Linked DNA regions of Homo sapiens: region 2 is linked to region 1. The links are chromatin loops, found by intact Hi-C in ENCODE. Cell type or tissue: endothelial cell of umbilical vein. All regions are shown on one strand. Links, peaks and the distances in the headings refer to the core of each region. The heading gives the core; the rest is flanking DNA.

Region 1 (11,196 bases), core at 1,694-9,693:
TGTTATTTGGTGTTAAACAGGTTTAATGACGGTCATGGCAACTTTTTGGCACAATGAAAAATATCGCCCATGATCAACGTGTTCTGCTCTGGGGAAGGGGGCAAAGGCAGGGTGAATCACTTTCTTAAAAAGTATAGCTCAAGTTGGGAGTGCAGAGGGAATGGGGAGAAAACCCTCCCGCTGCCTGTGTCGAAGTGCAGGAGCCCCCACCCCCATACTCACCTGAGTCCAGCCCCTCTGGGGAAAGAAGGGGTGCATGAACTACCCCTAGTCCACAGGCGCTTCCCTGTGGCCCAAGGCCCTCTTCACACTCCATCTTGTAGCCCCAGCAGGAGCTATTTTCCGAAAAGTGAAAAGCTCTGAAGGTCCCACAATTCATGGTATGTACAGGGGCTCGGAGGAGGGAAACTGCCCAGCTTTCCCCTGGCACAGCTGCAGGGGTAGGGGGTATAGATAAGAGGAGCAGGCCTTGGCCAGGCGTGGTGGCTCACGCCTGTAATCCCAGCACTTTGGGAGGTGGAGGCAGGCGGATCACGATGTCAGGAGATCGAAATCAGCCTGGCCAAGATGATGAAGCCCCGTCTGTACTAAAAATACAAAAATTAGCCGGACGTGGTAGCGTGCACCTGTAATCCTAGCTACCTGGAAGGCTGAGGCAGGAGAATGGCGGGAACCCGGCGGGAAGAGGTTGCAGTGAGCCAAGATTGCACCACTGCATTCCAGCCTGGGCGACAGAGGAAGACTCGGTCTCAAAAAAAAAAAAAAAAAAAAAAAGAGGCAGGCCTTATTCCATCCCAAACTGAAAGGATTAAATGGCTTTACCTGGGAGAAGATAACCATCCTGCCCTCCATTGCTACCCCCACATACTGTCCATGTTCTCAGGGGATACTGTGAGTCCTGGGATCTTCTTTGGGGTCGCCCACCTGCCTGTGGTAGTTATGGAGACCCCCAGGTGTTGAGGCAGGGCTGGGGTGTCCCCTTCCAACCAGGCTGTCAAGGCCCCAACTCTGGGGCAGAGCAGTGGCAGGGCAGCCAGGGTTGCGCCAGAGCCTGAGCAGGGTGAGGTGGGGTCAGGCAGGGCTGGGAGTCAGGGCAGGGGCAGCAGCAGTGGACCCGCTATGCACACATCTTCTTCTCCAACGTTTGTGTGCAGAACATCCTGCCCATGCTGCCCCAGCAGCTTCAGTTGGCACCTGCCCCAGTCCAGCCTCTGGGAACCATGCAGCGGCCCCCAGCGGCCCTGCACCCACCACCAGCATCCGTTTCACCTGCAGTTGAAGATCCGTGAGGTGCCCAGAAGATCATGCAGTCATCAGTCCCACGGAGCAGCCCGTGAGGCTGAGGCTCCTCCCACTGGACCGCCCCCCAACTGGCACCACTGCTGCCCCGCCCCTACTCTCAGCCTCACGTGACTCTCGGGCAGAGGCAGTGGTGGGGCAGCCAGGGCAGCGTCAAGAGTCTGAGCCAGGTGAGGTCCGGTCAGGACCCCCACAGGGCTGGGAGTCAGGGCAGGGGCAGAACAAACCTTGGAGGGGAAGATGTGTGCATAGTGGGCCTGGAGGGCAACTGTGGCCTAGTGGACAGGAAGAAGCAGTGGGCCTGGAAGAGCTGCATGATCAGGGCCGGCACTGGTCCAGGGCGCGTGCAGTGAAGAGGACAGCGCCTTCTCGGTCTCCGGTTCCCTGAGCCTGTCCTCGGCTTCTCCACCTGTACAGGCAAAGGGGAAGCTGTCCCCATCACACATGGCACACTTGGGGGTGTTGGGCTTTGGACTGCAGCTGGAGCATCTTCTCATCTTGCATCTGGGCGTGGTGGGGTCCTCCAGTGTGGGGGAATCCATGTCCGTGGGGTTCCCTCTGCCCTGACCCTGAAAGCCCAGTCAGTTTCTCTTCAGGCTCTGCCCCCCCGGGTGGCTCAGCCCAGCTCCTGCCTAGGAAAGCCTTAGTGTTGGGAGGGACCCTGATGACTGAGGAGCCTGGTAGCTCCAGGTCGCCCACACTTTCTGGTCTCTTGCACCAGAAGGTGGCAGGATCCATTGGGAGGAAACAGGTCACCTTGGAAGGCGTCCCTGGGCCCCCATCCCCAGGGGTAGGGGTCATAGGGGGCCCGCTCTGCTGCCTTGACCAGACTCCTGGGCTTTGAAGGCTCCTGGGCCCAGTAAGAAGGAGGTGGGTGCCAAGGTTGAGGAGGAAGCATCCGAGTATGTGTAGGAGGAGGACAGGGTGGGACCATAGACTTTGCCAAAAGCTGCAGGTGGATCGGGGGACCCTGGGGGCTCAGGATCCAGCAAGGGGCGGCAGGAGTAAAGGAGGAAGGAATGACAGGTGCAAATACCTTCCCACCAAAGCCCTTGTTGCCCTCTGGCTCCTCCCCAGAGTTGTCCCCACTCTCAGTCGGTCACCCACTCCTTGAACTTGAGATCGGTGTCAGTGGTGCTAAAGCCATCATCAGCAATGACATCATCACCCCCTCCTCCTCATGGATGACCGTGTGCTCCTCGTCACTCGCTATGTCCTCACTGGCCATGTGCTGGGAATGAGCAGCTCAGGTGGGCAGCAGCAGGGCTGCCCACGGGTCACCTCCCTCACCAGGGGCTGCAAAGTGGCCTGGAGCTCCATGCTGAGTAGAAGGCTTTGGGCCAGAGTATGATGCAGTGCCAGACACCACCTGTGTCAGTTCCCGTAGTGCCTGACGGTCTATTTCCCTGCCGTCCAGGCTGTGTACCCCGCTGTGGGAGAAGGCTTGGGCCAGGCTGAGCCAGGTTTCCTGACTGTGTGCAGCCGTTCTGCCCCACAGAAGCTGCTCCTTGGTATCCGAGCTCTGGAGTGTTTGGGCTGCAACTGACAGGAGTTCAGAGGACACCCCAGGGGCAGTGGCAGTGCCTGTCTCTGATATGCTCCGCTCCCACGAGCCCTTGTTACACTCCTGCTAGCCCCTGGCTTGTGGGCTTGGCCTCTGAGCTGGACTTCTTTCGGTCCTTGTTGCAAGTGGGCCACCTTCACCTGGAAGGCCAGGTCGTGGTATTTCTGCGTCTCATTGGGCCCCAGGGTGTACCACCGCTCGCTCAGCATCTGGCTGATGGTCCGGTTATAGTGGTTGGGGTGACCCTGGTGCGCCCTGCCAGGGCCTGGTGCCGCTTGCTGAAGATCATGACCGGCACTCATGGGCCACCGGATGTGGTCCTTGTCCCATTTGTTGGGGCTGCGTCCATCCTTCTCAGAAGATGAGTCCTGTTCCTTGCGCAGGCACTGAGGGACTGGGCCTGACATCATCTGAGTGGTAGAGGCAACTGGGTGTCAGGAGACATGATGGAGAGGAAAGCATCATCATGGTCATTCTCTGTGTCACTGTCCAGCAGGGACTCCCCTGAGGGGCCCAGGGCTCCTCCTCTGTGGTGGGAGGTGAGCTTTTACCAGGTTCCACCACCCCCAAAGTGTGTGGGGTTGCGGGCCCTGGGCTTTCAGGGCAGGTGGCTCCAGGGGGCCGCCCAGGGTCAACACTCCCTGTCCCACCTGGTGGACGCTTATGAGCAACAGCTGCCAACTTGGCAGGTTGTTTTCTCTGGTTGGAGGCCACTGAGTGACTGGCAGGTTGCTGGGCCTCATGTGGCTGCAGGGAGGGGTCAGGAAGGGGATGGAGTACCAGGGGAACACGGCCACAGAGTGACCTTCCACATTCCTCCACACGAACATGCTGACGCCACGGGAGGCCTCACTGAACGCAGGCCTGGGGGCCGAGTTATAATTGGGCATACTCTGGATAGATTTTTTTTTAAAGACTTAGAAGCAGGTTCCATGTTTTTACTTTAGGTAACCTTACCTAACAAGAATCCATCAAACCTCTGATTCTTTTTATCTTGTTCTGTCTTTATGGAAGATGCTAAACACCAGTCATCGTGTTCTGCAGATCATTTTTTTGGATCATCTTTAAGTCTTCTTCCTTCGCCTTTTTCATAGTTTTATTTTTCCTTGCCTACCTTTGTAGTGCTTATGAATACTCTCTAGAATCGAAATGAACTTCAGAGTCTAACCAACTTGATATTTCACACTTTTAGCTTCTCCTCCGATGAAGACAGCAACTTAAAGGTGGAGGGGATTAACCCAGGGTTGTTTTGTTGAAAGAGCTGAAAACCCCAGGCCAGTTTGAGGAGATTGGATCTAACCTCTGGACTAAATGTTTGAGCCATTCTGCTTTCTTTACTCATACGGTCTTTCTTCAAATACATGTGGCAAAAATACAGTCTGGACTGGAAGTGTTTGAGCTGGGGGAAAGTGCTCAAAATTCATGTATCAACTTAAAGGACCACACGCACCAAATTCAAGGCATTTGAAGCACTGGTTTTGCATTGGTGGGTAGTGCGTGGGTCTAGAACGGGAAACTGAATGGGACCTCTCAAATGTTGGAAAGGTCGGGGAGAGGCAGAGTGTTTTTCTCTAGCAAGTGGCTTTATTTTCTGGAAGGATGCCTGATGGTGCTGGTGAGTCTTCCTGGAAGGGTCTAGGACTGTTAGAAAACAATCTCTAGGACATAGAAAAGCCAAAATGTATTCCTTTTCCTTACAGCCTAAGGTGTTGAAAAGTTTGGAAAGTTGAAAAATACACACATGCAGGTACTTGCTCTTTCTAGAGATCAGCCAATGTCAGGGGAAGGGAGAGGAATGATGACGACTAGCAATGACTGGAGGGAGATGGGATTAGAGCGCTTCAAAAACCTCTCTTTCTTACTACTTTGTTACTTGATGACCAAGTAACTCAGAGTAAGTAGTCCTGGTACTAAGGTATTCAAGGATCCGAAATGGCTTTGCTAAAAGGCATTCGGTGTGTTAGTAAAGGGCTAATACTTTTGCGATAATATGGGTATTTGTCTTGCATCAGTGGGTCCTATGTCCTCAAGGCACTGTGAACACTTCACCTTCACAGCATTGCTCCAGTAGATATCCTGACCACAGAGGGACAAAATAATTAACAAAATATGAGGGTGTTGAGTGTGTTTTCCTAGATCTAAAATACTGCAAGCCAAAACAGTCTTACAGTTGCCAAAAGCGAACTCAGTTTAAGAAACACATTCCCTGTAGTGGTTCACACCTGTAATCTCTGCACTTTGGGAGGCCGTGGCAGGTGGATCACTTAAAGCCAGGCATTCGAGACCAGCCCGGCCAACATGGCAAAATCCTGTCTACTAAAAATGCAAAAAATTAGCTGGGCATGGTGGCAGGCACCTGTAATCCCAGCTATTTGGGAGGCTGAGGCAAGAGAATTGCTTGAACCTGGGAGGTGGAGGTTGCAGTGAGCTGAAATCACGCCACTGCACTCAACCCTGGGCGACAGAGGGAGACTCCCTTTCAAAAAAAAACAAAAAAACAAACAAAAAACAATAACAACAACAAAGAAAAAGAAAAAAAAAGGAAATACATTCCCTTGCTTTGTAGAGCTTGTTGGGGAGATATTTAATTTCATTTCAACGAAGGTTGTGCTTACTGCTTGTCAGGCACAGTACTGACTCCGGGGAGACCCAGAGATGAAAGAGACTTTCTCTGGCTATTACAGTTTACTTAGTGGGAGCCAGATTAAGAATTAACTTAAACACAAGGTCAGAGGACTCTGGGTCCCTAACCTGCACCATCTAACAGAAAGATAAATGAAAGCTGCAGATGGGGGCCACAAATGTAACCTAAAATTTTCTAATAGGCACATTAAAAAAATAGTTAATTGTAATTATACAATTATTTTTATAATTATTTTAATTATACTATATTTTATATAATCCAATATATCCAAAATATTATTTCAACATGGAATCAATTCAAAAATTACTAGTGAGATGGCTTACATCCTGTTTCGGTTTCAAGTCTTTTAAATCTCATGTGTATTTTACTCTTTCAGGACATGGCCATTTGGTCTAGCCACATTTCAAGCACCCAGCGGCCACACGCGGCTTGTGGCGACCTCACACACAGTCCTTTATCAAGCTCTGGCCCTCAGATCTGGGAAAAGAAATCCTGGGTTGGAAAAATTCATGTGTTCAGAAAAAAGGCTCTTGGCACTTTCCTCTGGTGACTCTGTAGTCACGCGCCATTGAGGAATTCAGAGAAAACACGGAGAGTCAGAAAGGCTGCAAACACTGGCTTCCCAAGCAACCCGGGACTATTTTGGGGAGTAGCCTCGGAAGGGGCAGGACATTGGAGCCAGGCCGGGCTATGGGGCCTGGGCTGCCACGTGTCAGCCACAGAAACGGCTAGCATTCGGGCCACGCTGGCGGCGCTCTCGGCCCCGGCGGGGCGTGGAGAAGCGCAGCCGCTAGCCTCCGGTGAGGCGATGGGGAGCGGTGCCACAGCGCCGCCCGCCGGCCACGCGCCGTAACTGCAGGCGCAGCGCCGCTTCGGCCTGTCCTGTTAGCCAGCAGCCGAGTTGACGGCCAAGGCCGCCGCCTCCAGCTGGTTTTAATTGAGGGGATGGTGCCTGTGTGCAGGACGTTGAATACGAGCCCATGGAGCCTCCAATTCCAGTACTCCGGCCTGCAGGTCCAGGTAATACTGGGGCTGCCGGGCCAGTTTCCCCCTCCTCCTGCCCTTGCCTGCTTTTTGTTGGGGGACTAGGATTTTGTCTTCTGGGTCACTTCTAAAGCACGTTAAGGATGGTCATCATTTGTATTTCAGGAGAACTAATGTTTAGCTCTGCTAGGAGTAACATTTTCGGAAATCACGTTTTCCATTTTGGACTCTATTCTGTATTTAAATGCTATGGATTAAAATAAAAGTAAGCCAACAGGAGGCCCCAGCGAGGATCGAACTCGCGACCCCTGGTTTACAAGACCAGTGCTCTAACCACTGAGCTATGGAGCCCACGTGAGGCGTTGTTTTCAGGAATTCACAGATCTTACCAACAACATTGGTTTATATGGCGGTCCGTGAGAATTTGACCCCATGTGTGTATTATCAATGGTACTTATAAAAGGCTATGAAATGCCAAAGAAAAATGCTTACAACATGATGATAAGTGGAAAACACTGAAGCCTCAAATCATATGTTTGTGATTACAATACACTAAATCATACCTAACTTATGCATACAGACAAGGGCTGGGAGGGAAAGTGCAAAAATGAAATGGTGTTCTGGTCATATTTTCAGTGGTATGTTTACTCTCAATAAATCTTTCAATCTTGCTTCCTTGATAAATTGTATCAAGTTTGGTACTTTCAGGGAAGTGGGAAGTTATGGGGGTGTCTTTGTTCTCATAAACTAAGTTACTGGTTTTGGATGAATTAATTGCTTCAACACATATTTACTGAGTACTCAAATAATGCTAGATGAGGCAGAGTGAACAAGCAAAGCTCTGCCTCTGCTGCTTTGTTTGTTTTTCTTTTTTCTTTCTTTCTTCCTTTTTTTTTTTTTTTAGACAGAGTCTCGCACTGTTGCCTGGGCTGGAGTGCTATGGTGTGATCTTGGCTCACTGCAACCTCTGCCTCCCAGGTTCAAGCCATTCTCCTGCCTCAGCCTCCCAAGTAGCTGGGACCACAGGTGTGCACCACCACGCCCAGCTAATTTTTGTGGTTTTAGTAGAGACGGGGTTTCACCATATTGGCTAGGATGGTCTTGATCTCTTGACCTCGTGATCCGCCCACCTTGGCCTCCCAAGGTGCTGGGATTACAGGTGTGAGCCACCGCACCCGGTCCCTGTTTTTTTTTTTAATGGTCGGGATCACTATGCTTCATTCCCTTTTGATTAATGAACCATTTACTGAAGGAATGAAGTCATGGCCACAACATGATCCATTAGTGCATTAAAGAGAGAATGAAGATCATGCTCACCAAGTGGGCTGCAGGCATCTCTCCCTCATCTCCAAGCTTTGGCTTACATCCACTCTCTCAGTGAGAGCTGTCCTGATCCCCTGTTTACAGCTGCACCATCCTCCTTATTCTGCTCTTTTTACTCCATACTACTTAACCTTCTTTTGTAGTAGATAATGCGCTTATTGTTTTTTATTCTTCATGTATCTCTCCCTAATAGAATATCAGCTCTTTGAGGGCTAAGGCTTTGATCTGTTTTATTCACTGTTGTCTTCTCAACACCAGAATACTCTCTGGCTCATAGTAGATGCTCAACAAATGTTGAAATGAATGACATCTCTGATGATGCTCATTTAGTAAATTAAGAGAAAAGAGAAATCAGGGAAGTGCTTTGGGAGCTGTCTTCTCATCATTTTGCCTTATATTCACTTGCGTTGCCTCTCCGTCTACATTGGAATTTTGCATCACCCTTCGATTCTGCAGCTTATCTGGTTCTCTCCTTCTCCTGCTTCCCCGGCCCATTGCTCTGAGATTTACTGCCTGTCGTCCCTCCTCAGCTCCGGGAACCTTCAGTGCCTTCTCACTGTACTCTGGGTAAAGGTCAAACTCCTCAGTAATTTCATCTTTCATATACAAACTTTCCCTCCCTCTCAAGCTACCTGCAGGTACTTTCATCTCTCATCGCACATGGTTCCTTCCACCTGAAACATATAAGCCTGATTTTAATGTCTTATGTTGTCTTGGCAAGAGCCTTAGAGAGCTGGCTTATTTTCCATCTCAGAGGCGATTTTGAGGAGTGTATTAGTTTGCTAGGGCTGCTGTAACAAAATACCTCACACTAGGTGACTTAAACAACAGAACTGTATTATCTTCTAGCTCTGGAGGCTAGAAGTATGAAATCAAGGTGTTGATAGGGCTGGTTCCTTCTGAGGGCAGTGAAGGAAGGATCTCCTTGGCTTGTAGATGGCCATTTTCTCCTTGTGTCTCCTCACATCATCTTCCCTCTATGTATAGCTCTGTATCCAAATTTCTCCTTTTTATAAGGACACCAGTCAGATTGGGTTAGGGCCCACCCTACTGACCTCACTTTAACTTGATTACCTATGAAAAGACTCTTTCCAAATAAGGTCACATTCTTAGGGACTGGGTCTTAGGACTTCAACAAATGAATTTTGAATTTCCCTTCTTCCATTCCCTTGAGTTGGCACAGCACCACCCTCGACCCCTCCTCCCAATACTGATGCACGTTATCTCCCAGCAGCAGGAGGTAGCATGTGATAGACAAATGGAACCTCTCCTCTTTTCAATTCCAATTTCTGTACTGTAAGAAAAAGGACACAAAGTTAAATGGTAAGATGAAATAAAGATAAAGTAGACATCCTATAAAGACTGTAAAATGGAGGTGATAATTTTGGCCTCTCTGTTTCAGAGCATTTTGAGGGATTCAACACAATAGTGAACCTGAGAGTGCTAGGAAACTGTGAAATGCCAGAAACGAACATAAAAGGGAATGTTCTTCAAAGGTTGAGCATTTACTTCTGGTCTATGGTCAACCCTCAGCAGAAAACCACGTGGAGAGATTCCAGCTTCTGGCACTGCCAGGAGGGAAGGCATCCCACGGTCCAGTTTTGTTGGGAGGGAAAGGAGATGAAAACTAGTAAGTCCCAGCCACATCCCTCAGCTGTTTTGTGTGTTAAAGGGACTTCTTTTTGCCTTAAGAAGATAGTTGCTTTGCTTTCTCACCTCCTTCACCCTCATTCTGTCCTTTGTCCCCTGCCTACATCCTCTCCCCTTCCCCATAGAATCCCTGGTATCCCTGAGGTGGTGGGAAACAGAAGACAGCCCAGGAAGGCTCTCCCACCCACTTGGTGTAGGGGCTGTCTGGCTCTCCTCTGAGTCATTGTCCCACGTGCATCCTCTCCTCCTGGGAGCAGACCTTCTACTGTCCTGTCCAAAGTCAGACTCAAGGTCAGAGGGTATGAGGATGTAAGGGCCAGAAGGAACCTTTGAGCTTATCTAGTGCCAGAAAAAAGCTGCGACTTCATGAGAAGAAGGAACTTGAACTTCATCATGGGTGAAATGATGTGCTAGGAACATTTCTAATCTTTTCTACTAGCTATTTTGAAATATACAATACATTATTGATAATTATAGTCACCCTACTGTGCCATCGAACACTAGAACTTATTCCTTCTATCTAACTGTATGTTTGTACCCATTGACCAACTGTATTAGTCTGTTCTCATGCTGCTATACAGAGCTGCCCGAGACTGAGTAGTTTACAAAGGGAAGAGATTTGATTGACTCACTGTTCCACAGGGCTAGGGAGGCCTCAGGAATTTACAATCATGGCAGAAGGGGAAGCAAACAAGCAAACATGTCCTTCACATGGCAGCAGGAAGGAGGAGTGCCGAGCAAAACTGGGGAAAAGCCCCTTATAAAACTATTGGATCTCATGAGAACTCACTCACTATCACGAGAATAGCATGAGGGTAATCATCTCCATGATTCAGTGACCTCCCATGAGGTCCCTCCCCCAACACATGGGGATTATAATTTGGATTACAACTCAAGATGAGATTTGGGTGGGGACACAGAACCAGAGTATATCACCAACCTCTCTTCAGTCCCCCTTCCCAGCCTCTGAAAATTACTTAACTTTTGAAGCTCCTGTTCACCTGGGAAGTGGAGCTAGGAGGGTACACACTTTCAGGATATAATGTGCTGCTGGGTGCAAAGAGGTCAGCACAGGTCCAGCCTCACCTCCCTTCAGGGACTGCCCACCTGGACCTGTGCGGCCAGGTTCACTTTCCTGCCTGCCCTTCGATTATGGTAGAGGAGCTTTATCTCTCCCCAGTGAGAGCCCTCTTTTTTTTTTTTTTTTTTTTTTTTTTTTTTTTTTTTTTTTTTTTTTTTTTTATGAGACAGAGTCTTGCTCTTGTCGCCCAGGCTTGAGTGCAGTGGCATGATCTCAGCTCGCTGCAACCTCTGCCTCTGGGTTCAAGCAATTATCCTGCCTAAGCCTCCTGAGTAGCTGGGATTACAGATGCCTGCCACCATGCCCGGCTGATTTTTGTACTTTTAGTAAAGACGAGGTTTTGCCATGTTGGTCAGGCTGGCCTCAAACTTTTGACTACAGGTGATCTGCTCACCTCGGCCTCCCAAAGTGCTGGGATTACAGGCATGAGCCACCAAGCCTGGCCCAGTCCTCTCTTCCCTCTGAGGACCCCTGCAGGACCACTATGCCCTTTATCCCTGGGACACTCAACCTCTCATGCTCAACTGGATCCTTCCCGTCTGCTTCTGTGTCTCTCTCGTGGAAAATAAAATAAAATAAAATAAAAACTGCCCTTCAACTCCAGTGAGTTGTCCCCACACATTCACTCTGACCCTTACCTTTCACACATTC
Region 2 (10,441 bases), core at 826-8,825, 320 kb before region 1:
TGGTGCTGCTGGGATCAGGACTTTGCAAACCACTTTTCTGTTTGCCAGCTGGCTCCAAGCTAGACTCTGCCAAGAGAGGTTGGTAGAGGGAGACTGCGAGGCTGGAGAAGAAAGAAGGAATTTTTTTCTGCTTCCTGTCAGTCTCACCCTAGTAATTCTTCTTCACCAGGCAGCAGCAATTAGTTTAGTCCCAGTACCAGCACTTGGTTCCAGTTGGCAGTTTTTCCAACACTTATAGGGGTAGCCTGATCATCGTGCCTCCTTCAAGACACCAGTAGCAGCCAGTCCATCCCCACCATATCCAGAGGTCCAGGTCTCAGCCCCACAGGGCCTTTCCTCTGAGCTCAGAGACACTAACACTCCAAGGTCTGAGCTTTAGCTCTGCAAAGTTCTTCTTCCAAACTTATAAGTGTTTTCGCTTTGTTTAAATATTGGTAAACATGTAACATGAAACTTACCACCTTCACCATTTTTAGTGTGCAGTTCAGTGGTGTTAAGTACACCCACATTATTGTGCAGCCAATACCCAGAACTCATTTCATCTTGCAAAACTGAAACTCTATACCCATCAAGTAATGACTCCCCATTTCCTCTTCCCCCCCATATTAATCCATTTTTGCACTGCTGTAAAGAACTGCTTGAGACTGGGTAATTTATAAAGAAAAGAGGTTTAATTTACCTACAGTTCTGCATGGCGGAGGAGGCTTCAGGAAACTTACAATCGTGGTGGAGGAGGAAGGAGGCACGTCTTACATGGCAGCAGGCGAGAAAAGAGCAGGGGAAACTGCCACTTATAAAACCATCAGATCTTGTGATAACTCACTCACTATCACAAGAACAGCATGGGGGAGACTGCCTTCATAATCCAATCACCTCCCACCAGGTCCCTCCTCCACACGTGGGGATTACAGTTAGAAATGAGATTTGGGTGGGGACACAGAGCCAAACCATATCACTCCCACAGGCCCCTGGCAACCACCATTTCTGTTTTCTGTTTCTATGATTTTGACTACTCTAAGTACCTCACATAAGTTGAGTCATACAATATTTGTCTATTTGTCCCTGGCTTATTTCATTTAGCATAATATCCTCAAGCTTCATCCACCTTATAGCATGTGTCAGAATTTACTCTCTTTTTGGAGTTGAACAATATTTCATTGTAGGTAATTAAAACGTTTATCCATGCATTCATTGATGGACACTTGGGTTACTTCCATCTTTTGGCTCTTGCAAATAGTGCCTCTATGAACATGGGTGACATAGTTTGGCTCTGTGTCCCCACCCAAATCTCATGTTGAATTGAAATTTTCGCTTGTCAGGAGAGGGGCCTGGTGGGAGGTGATTGGATCATGGGTGTGGATTTCCCCCTTGCTGTTCTCATCATAGTGTTCTCACAAAATCAAAAAATTTTAAAACACAAAATAGTTTAAAAGTATGGCACTTCCCCCTTCTCTCTCTCTCTCCTACCACCATGTGAAGACCTGTCTTGGTTCCGTTTTGCCTTCTGCCATGATTGCAAGTTTCCTGAGGCCTCCCCAGCCATGCGGAACTGTGAGTCAATTAAACCTCTTTTCTTCATAAATTACCCAGTCTCAGGCAGTTCTTCATAGCAGTGTGAGAATACAATGTGTGTACAAATATCTCTGAGTCTCTGCTTACAGTTCTTTGGAATATATATCTAGCAGTGGAACTGCTACATACTAGGTAATTCTATTATATATTTTTTGAGAAACTGCCATACTGCTCCATACTTCCAAGTTTTAATAAGTCCATATTCTTCTATTAGTTTCCTAAGCTCTAGGGAACAAAGCTTCTCCCTGAAGCTGCTTCCTTTCTGATACCTTAGTTATTTTTAGTTCTTTAATACCTATTTAATAGTTAGTTGTATTAAGTTGCTGCTCTTAAAATAACAGTTGTGATTAGTCTTTGCTGGAGATTAATTTTGTGGGAGGTAAACTTTACAAATTAATATTTAGTTATAGAGTATTCAGATTGCATTATGACTGGATTTGAGGAACAATTAATAGTATTCTGATTGGATTCAGATAGCTGTGTCCACTATTATGTGACAAATCAAGGACAGGCCCTTCAGCACATCCTCCAAGGGCTTCTCATGCACTGGGCCACTCCCACTTGGCCCCAGATCAGTTTTCCAGCCATATTCTTCATTCACCCTACCTTCTGCTCCAATGAGACCTCTTCCCATTCTCCCCACAAAGTCTTCAGCCTGCTCACCCTATTTCCTCCTCTTACATAGGAACAGCAGAACAGATGACTGGGTGCACCTGTTAGGTGCTGGACACTGCGGTAAGTGCTCTCATGCATGTCATTTCATTTTTTACTCAGAGCAACCTTGTGTCTTAGTATGTTCGGTCTATTATAACAAATACCATAAACTAGGTGGCTTATAAACAGAAATTTATTTCTTGCAGTTCCAGAGACTAGAAGTCCAAGATCAAGGTGCCAGTAGATTTGGTGTCTGGTGAGGACCTGCTTTCTGGTTCATAGTACAGCACCTCCTGACTGTGTCATGATGAAAGGGGCAAGGAAGCTTCCTTGGGCCTCTGTTGTAAGGGCATTAATCCCATTCATGAGGGCTCTGCCCCAGTGACTCATCACCTCCCCAAAAGCTCCACCTCCTAATATTATCACCTTGGGGATTGGGATTTCAACATACAAATTTATCAGGGGACAGAAACATTCAGACGATAGCACCTTGTGTCATCATTTTCCTAATTTTAGTCATAAGAGAATTAAAACTCAGAGAGGTTAAGTGACTTTCCTATAGTCACACAGCTAATTAGTTTGACAGCCAAGATTCCAGCAGCCTTAATATCTTTTTCCAGTGCTATCTATTTGTCAAAACCCTATCTAGTTTTCAACACTCTGGGAACATTCCACCTGCTCCATTAAGCCTTTGCCAGTCCTTCTATGTGGAATAAAATCTTCATTTTTCCGTTCACCAATAGCACTGTGTCTGAACCATTTTTAGAGGTGTTACAACATCATCTTACTTAGATGGAGTTTCTGTTTACTATATTTTTGTCTCCTTGAGGGCAGGCATCATGCCTTCTTCATCTTCACACTCCCACCACTGGAACTGAGCAGAGTGCCTTGTATATTATAGTACCCAATAAATGTTGATGAGCTTGAACCTCTAGGGATTACTTAGGGAGATTTGCACCACCAGGATTCATCTGTTTGGAAAATGGCTAGTTGGTTACCCTGTGACCCAGTGTTTGACTCTTCGGGTTTTGTAGGAGTCCGTATCAGTACAGTCAGACATTCCTTTTCAAGTGCTGCAAACATATGCTGTTCACAAAGCTCACTGGAGGATCTCACATCTGAAATAACCTCCCTCAGCTGTGGGGCCACACCCGGGGTTTGGCTGCCTTGAAGTGGGAGGCGTAAGGCAAATAATAGTGTTTAAGTCATTTGTTTTGTGTGGTTTCTATGTTTATTGGGATTCACTTGACCAGCCAATGTGGAATATTATATGTATAACATACATTATAATGACTATTGTTTATCTCCTTATGTGCAGCTACGGAGGACTTTGAAGGGATGTGAAAAAAGTGCTTAGATACTGTTTCAGGGGCATCCAGGACAAAGCCATGATTAATATCAAAGCATCATGCCCTCTACAAGGGCGTCCTGAGGAGGACGGCAAGTAGAGCACACCTGGCCTCCACACACCAGGCCATGTGCCCATGGGTGGTATCCTTCCAACGGGGTGCCTTTTTCTCATTCATACAGAGGCACTGAAGGGTCTGGTGGAAGGGCCCTATGACCACTCCATCTGATGAAGCTTTCCCCTAATTGCCAATGGTTCCTAAAGTTTAGTCCTTGGTCCACGTGCATCGGAATTCCCTGAGTCACTTACATCAAGAGATCCCTGGACCTTCTTGATGAAAACCTCTTAGGGAGACCAGGAATTTGTATTTTCAGCAAGTCCCCTTGGATGATTCCAATGCATAGTCAGACCTGTGGATGCAGGTGTGTTGGCCATCTCTTACCCAGTTTTTTGTACTGCTATTTGGCCCTTTGTGCATTTTAGACTTGCCTCCCTATTGAGAGCATAACTCCTGGAGGGTGGATATTCCACCATGTAGTACATAGCCACTGAGCACCTCACATGAAACAGGGTGTCAAGGAATGCATAAACTACGAGGGGCCCAATTCCTCAACAACAGGAGTTCATGCAACATGTAGATGTCCATTTGATAAATACTGCTTGAACACTTACTATGGGCTGGTGCTGTGCCAGGGACTGAGGAGACATAGCTCTACCCACATGGTTTCTACCGTCTGGGCTACAGACAAATAAACGGGCAATTACAATAGATTGTGGCAGCGTAGAAAGGAGAAGGGATGAGTGATGGGAGCCAGGGGAGAAGCAGCTTAGGCTTCGGAGGCCAGAGGTGCTCAGAGAATGCATCATGGGGAATCCTGGGAGTGAAAGGGTAGAAATCGTCATCTGGGCAGAAGAAACATGAGCGACAGCCTAGAGGTCAAAGAGAACTTCATTTGTTAAGGGAGGCTGGAGAGTAGGTTTTAAGGAGGGGATAAGGTTGGAGAGATAAACAGAAGCCAGCTCATGAAGGGCCTTGCATGCCACGGTAGGTAGAGTGGAGGTGGCCTTGGCATTAAGTGCAAATGTCCCTCCAGCACAGCAGACCTTTTATGTAGGAGCAAGTTTGGAACCAATGTCCTACAGCTTGAAGATTCCTGGCTCATCTGCTCAGGGTTAAAGGAAGAACATTGCTTTCCCCAGGAGGACTTCCAGACTGGCAATCGCCTCTCTCTGTTATGTCAGTCATGTTCCTTCCATCCCTCAGTGCTTGTGGGGGGTTAGGGGGCAGAATATTAATGTACAGGCTTGGCTAGGAAACAGTCCCCTGCATAGGGTAAGGAAGATATATTGCAGATTTAAGGGAATTGTTCAGTCTAGGAATTGGAAGAGCTGAGGAATGCAGTCTTGGCCCAGGACCAAGAATACCAGGTGCTGAAACAATAGGGAAATTTAGATTAGGCTCTGCATGAGAAGACATTACTAAATCAATGTTAAATATTATGGTGATGTGGAAGATTACCTTTATTCTTAGGAGATAGTTGCTGAAGTATTTAGGGGAAAATTGTCATGATATCTGCAACTGACACACACATACCCCCCCATATATATACACACATAGACACATATATCTATTAATATATCTATATACATGCACACATATATACATATATATATGAAAGCAAATGTGACAAAATGTTAACAATTGGTTAACTGAAATAGAAGGCACCTCTATAGATGTGTGTGCTAGAATACCTGTATGTGCTATTCTTTCAACTTTTGTGTAGGTTTGATATTTTTGAAAATAAAAAATTGGGGGAAGAAGAGAAGAAAAGACTGTCAAATATCTGGCACAATTCAGTTCTCAGACCTCAAGTTTCCTGTCTGTTTCTCTGAGATGATGGCAGTGCAAGATTTTCAATCCAGTGTATTGACGGCAGGCTTACTTCAGCACTTTGGAGCTCCCAGAGTATATAAGATCTTGAAGATTTGTTTCGAAGTTGCAAAAATCCTATTTCTTTCCTTCCTCAAAATCAAAACACACATGCTAAAAGACTTAAGAAATTGTTTTGCATGCTCTGCAAGATTCTGTTGCTTTTTGTGTTGGCAAAGGATTTACACAAACAACCTAGTCAGCATTCATTTTTAAAATACCACACACAAAATACAAAGAATGTATCATTGTTTACGTTATACCTTTCTTGGGATTTTGGTATTAAACTACCAATTGAATTCTCATTTTAGGCACTCATGATCTGTGCTGCTTTAAATAATTCAAGCACAAATGTATCATCTGTTCCCACTATATTCCTCACTCCAGAGATTTATAAAGTGTGTTTTTAGGTGATTGCATATGGACTTAAGAAATATAGCAAGGGGTTCTTTTGAGAGAAGAAGAAAATGACTTATAACTAGTGAATGCAATAAATGACATGAGAATAGGTATAATTAGCAAAGGAAAGCTGTATGCTTGAACAGTTTGCTCTGAGCTTCAACAAGTGGCACATGATATGCAATCTTCAGGGAAGTGGTTTTTCAGGAAAACTCAATCTGATCAGAAATCTCTCAGTCCACTTATCTTTTACCATCTATTTGTTCTGTAAGCATGTTTGGCAATATTCCTAAAGAAACAGAGCATGACCCGTTTTTCTAAGGAGATGTTATCACACATAATTCACTCCCCATATTTCCACTGGATGTAAACCATTGTACATTTCAGTGCAGTGAAATCGTTCTGTCAGTGCTCTTCAAACTTTTTAACCTTTACCCAGAGAAAGAAATACATTTCCACAGAGACCCAGTACACACACACAGCTATAAAATCAAAACAAGAATTTCATGGAACTACTTTACTACCTGCTTTCTGATACTTTCTTTTTTATTCCACTTCATTTTTTTTAAAACAAATGGATGTTTGAGACTTATTTAATCAATTTCAAAACGTTTTGGTTCTGACCTTGAGTTTGAGGAACTCTGAAATAGAGGACTACCTTTTCAGACACATCTTTCCGATGGAGAAATAAAACACAGAAATGGAAAAGAATAGGACAATTGTAGGTTCTTCACTCCACAGAGGTTTGGACAAAGAGCTAATGTCTGATAATTCAACAAAGAAAGTTCTCAGTACTGTGCGTTCTGCCTGGCACATGATAGGCACTTAACAAATGCTAATCAGTGTCTGCAGTAATAGCATTTCCTACTTGATGTTCAGAGCACAAATCCTGATAGTCTGCTTTTCTTTTATATCTTGTTTCTTAGCCTCTCCTCTGCATTGTCAGTGTTAGATACTACCATAGGCAGTAGTTCTGTTCTATTTTTTTTTTCTTCACACAATCAAAGATCCTAGAACTGAGATTTAAAATATGAAAAAGGATCTGTTGGCTCATCAGCCAAAAGAGAAAGTCTTTCTTTACTTTTCAGAGAGAGGAAGGAATTATGATTCCCAAGTCCAATTTAATTCTCCACAGATACACTGGAAATTAGCGTCTAGCCAATAACACTAAAATTTACTGCTTTGTCTCCCTTTCTTCTGGAGACATATGGAGAATGCTGTCCAAGAACAGCCTTCACTGGATGGGGCATTTGGACACTGAAACCTCCTATTTTTGATACCCTGGAAAGACAGTCATGAGACCTCTAAGAAGGCAAAATGGCATCAAAGACTCATGCCCTATTCTTTCCTGACGCCAACCCTGTGGGTACTTCAGCAACACAATTAGGTGGGAAATTGCTAAGCATATTCCAGCAGGACTCCAGATTGCTTAGTCCACCTCCACTAGGTTTCCAAGATTTCACCAGCTCTTCCCTATTCCAACTAACCCCACCACTGCTGAGGGCCCCAAGGAAAACAAGAAACTCTGTGGCTAGAGACTCCTGTCCCACTTTGTTTTGCCAATCCCAGTTCCAGGGAACTGGAAACTCTTACTGCTGGTCTCCACCGTGCTTTGGATAGATAAGATTCCGCTCTCCATTGGGCATTGTCACCGTCTCTGCTCATCACTCCCAGAGCTGTGATCATCAAGTTATCCAAGTCAGACTGAGTTTTGGTCTCTTTCTTCAAAAAACCTTGTAGAATTAAATCATTTTTATATGTTGCAGTATTTTGATATATTTCCCCATCATGTTCCTTAGTATTTCTCTCTTGAATGACTCATTATAATTATAAATGTTATATAACAAAAAAATGAAAAACCGTATAATGGTCAAAATCACTGTACCCATCAACGTTCACCTAAGTGATACCTGACACAGAGTAAGCATGTGTGCACACATTCATCTAACTTAAACATCTGTGGATGCTCCTGTGACTGCTTAAAGGCACTCAAGCTATTCTCTTTCAAAAAAATGAGAAAGTGTTCCCTCTTCCTCAGTTTTTTTGGAAGAATGTGAGAAGGATTGGCATGAATTATTTAAGAATTTGATAGATTGCCACCATGAAACCATCTGGTCCTAGGCTTTTCCTTGTTGGGAGATTTTCTGATTCAGTCTCCTTACTCATTATTGGTCAGTTCAGATTTTCCATTTCTTTATGATTCAGTCTTGGTAGACTGCATATTTTTAGGAATTTGTTCATTTCTTCTAAGTTATCTAATTTTTTGGTGTATAATTGTTCATAGTAGTCTCCTATGATCCTTTGTATTTTTGTGGTTTCAGTTATAATGCCTTGTCTTTCACTGATAATTACATTTATTTCAGTATTTTTTTTTCTTGGTTAGTCTAGCTAAAGATTTGCCAAATTTTTTTCCATCTTTTTAAAAAACCAACTCTTAGTTCGTTGATAATTTGTATTGTCTTTCTAATCTCTATTTTATTTCTTTCTTTTTCTTTTTTTTTTTTTTTGTAGGAGTCTCACTCCATCACCCAGGGTGGAAGTGCAGTGGTATGATCTCGGCTCACTGCAACCTCCGCCTCCTGGGTTCAAGCAATTCTCATGCCTCAGCCTCCCAAGTAGCTGGGACTACAGGTGCATGCCACCACTCCTGGCTAATTTTTGTATTTATAGTAGAGATGGGGTTTCGCCATGTTGGCCATGCTGGTCTTGAATTCCTGACCTCAGGTGATACGCCTGTCTCGGCCTCGCAAAGTGCTGAGATTACAGGTATGAGCCACCGCACCCGGACTATTTCATTTATTTCCGCTCTAATATTTATTTCCTACCTTCTGCTGACTTGAGCTTAGTTTGTTTTTCCAGTTCCTTGAGGTGTGAAGTTAGGTTATTTACTTGGTGTCTGTCTTTTTCCTTAATGTAGGCATTTATCACCACAGACTTTCCTCTTAGCACCGCTTTTGCCCCATCCCATAAGTTTTGGTATGTTGTGTTCAATTTTCATTTGTTTCAAGACACTTTTTGAGTTTCTTTTGTTTTCTTCTTTGATCCATTGGTTGTTCAGGAGTGTATTGTTTAATTTTATGTATTTGTGAATTTTCTAAAATTCTTCCTATTGTCAATTTTTAGTTTTGTAACATTTCGATCAGAAAAGATACTTGATATGATTTCAATCTTCTTAGATTTAAGACTGGTTTTGTGGCCCAACGTGTGATCTACCCTGGAGTAGGTACTGTGTGCTCCTGAGAAGAATGTGTGTTTGCTTCTGTTGAATGGATTGTTCTGTCTATGTTTGGTAGGTTGATTTGTCTATAGTTTTATTCACATCTGCTATTTCATTACTAATCTTCTCTCTAGATGATCTATCCATTGTTGAATGTGGGTGATTGAAGTCCCTTATTATTATTGCATTGCTGTCTGTTTCTCTTTCTAGTTCTGTTAATATTTGCTTTACATATTTAGGTGCTCCAATGTTAGGTGCATATGTATTTACAATTGTTATACCCTCCTGATGAATTGACCTCTTATCATCATATTGTGATCTTCTTTGTCTTTTGTGACAGATTTTGTTTATTTTTTATTTATTTGTTTTTTTCAAGATAACGTCTGGCTCTGTTGCCAAGGCTGGAGTGCAGTGGCATAATCTTGGTTCACTGCAACCTCTGCCTCCTGGGCTTAAGCCATCCTCCCACCTCAGCCTCTCAAGTAGCTGGGACTACAGGCACACACCAACATGCCTGGCTAATTTTTGTATTTTTTGTAGAGATGGAGTTTTGCCATGTTGCTCAGGCTGGTCTTGAACTCATGTGCTCGAGTGAACCGCTCACCTAAGCCTCCCAAAGTGCTAGCATTCAAGGCATGAGCCACAGCACCTGACCTCTTGTGACAGATTTTGACTAAAAGTCTAGTTTGTTTAATATAAATATAGCTACCCCTGCTCTCTTTTGGTTTCCGTTTGCATGGAGTATCTCTTTCCACCCCTACACTTTCAGTCTGTGTGCCCTTGAGACTAAAATGAATCTCTTGTAGTTAGCATATTATTGGATCTTGTTTATTAATCCATTCGGCCTCTCTGTGTCTTTTGATTAGCAAATGTAATCCATTTATATTTAGAGTAATTATTAATAAGTAAGGGCATACTGTTGCCATTTTGTTAATTGTTTTCTGACTGTTTTGGATATGTCAACAAAAGCACTAGCGACAAAAGCAAAAATAAACATATGGGACTATATCAAACTGAAAAGCTACTGAACAGCAAATGAAATAATCAACACAATGAAAATGCAACCTGTGAAATGGGAGAAAACATATGCAAACTATATATCTGATAAAGGGTTAATATCAAAATGTACAACAAACTCCATAGCAAAAAAATAAGTAACCCAATTAAAAAATGGGCAAAAGACCTAAATAGGCATTTTTCCAAAGATGACACACAGATTGCCAACAGATATATAAAGAAGTGCTCAAAATCACTAATCACCAGAGAATTCTAATTAAAACCACAATGAGATATCACCTCACATCTCTTAGGATGGCTATTA

The links. A loop is a pair of places that touch in the nucleus more often than their neighbours do. Peaks named below come from ENCODE experiments on the same cell type or tissue, not always from the same donor. Only the 100,000 strongest peaks of a DNase experiment are listed, where the experiment ranks them.
Region 2: a loop joins it to region 1, with 6 times the contacts of the local background. A loop is called at or near these places in 5 of 110 quality-filtered maps.

Annotation. Positions count from the first base shown.
Region 1 is chr1:222,460,651-222,471,846 of GRCh38, reverse strand. TRT-TGT2-1 (tRNA-Thr (anticodon TGT) 2-1) reads right to left here and starts at 6,842; the gene lies at 6,770-6,842. It also overlaps the pseudogene CICP13 and the pseudogene LOC728417. RefSeq lists an enhancer at 1,295-1,796 and a silencer at 6,222-6,431. In endothelial cell of umbilical vein, for the core only: a CTCF peak has its summit at 6,346 (motif pointing left); DNase peaks (open chromatin) are centred at 6,226 and 6,756; H3K4me3 peaks cover 794 bases; H3K27ac peaks cover 458 bases; H3K27me3 peaks cover 572 bases.
Region 2 is chr1:222,780,830-222,791,270 of GRCh38, reverse strand. No RefSeq gene overlaps it. Among named protein-coding and RNA genes, the nearest start is that of DISP1, 29 kb to the left of the region's middle. In endothelial cell of umbilical vein, for the core only: no CTCF peak of the experiment used is centred there; a DNase peak (open chromatin) is centred at 4,970; H3K27me3 peaks cover 334 bases.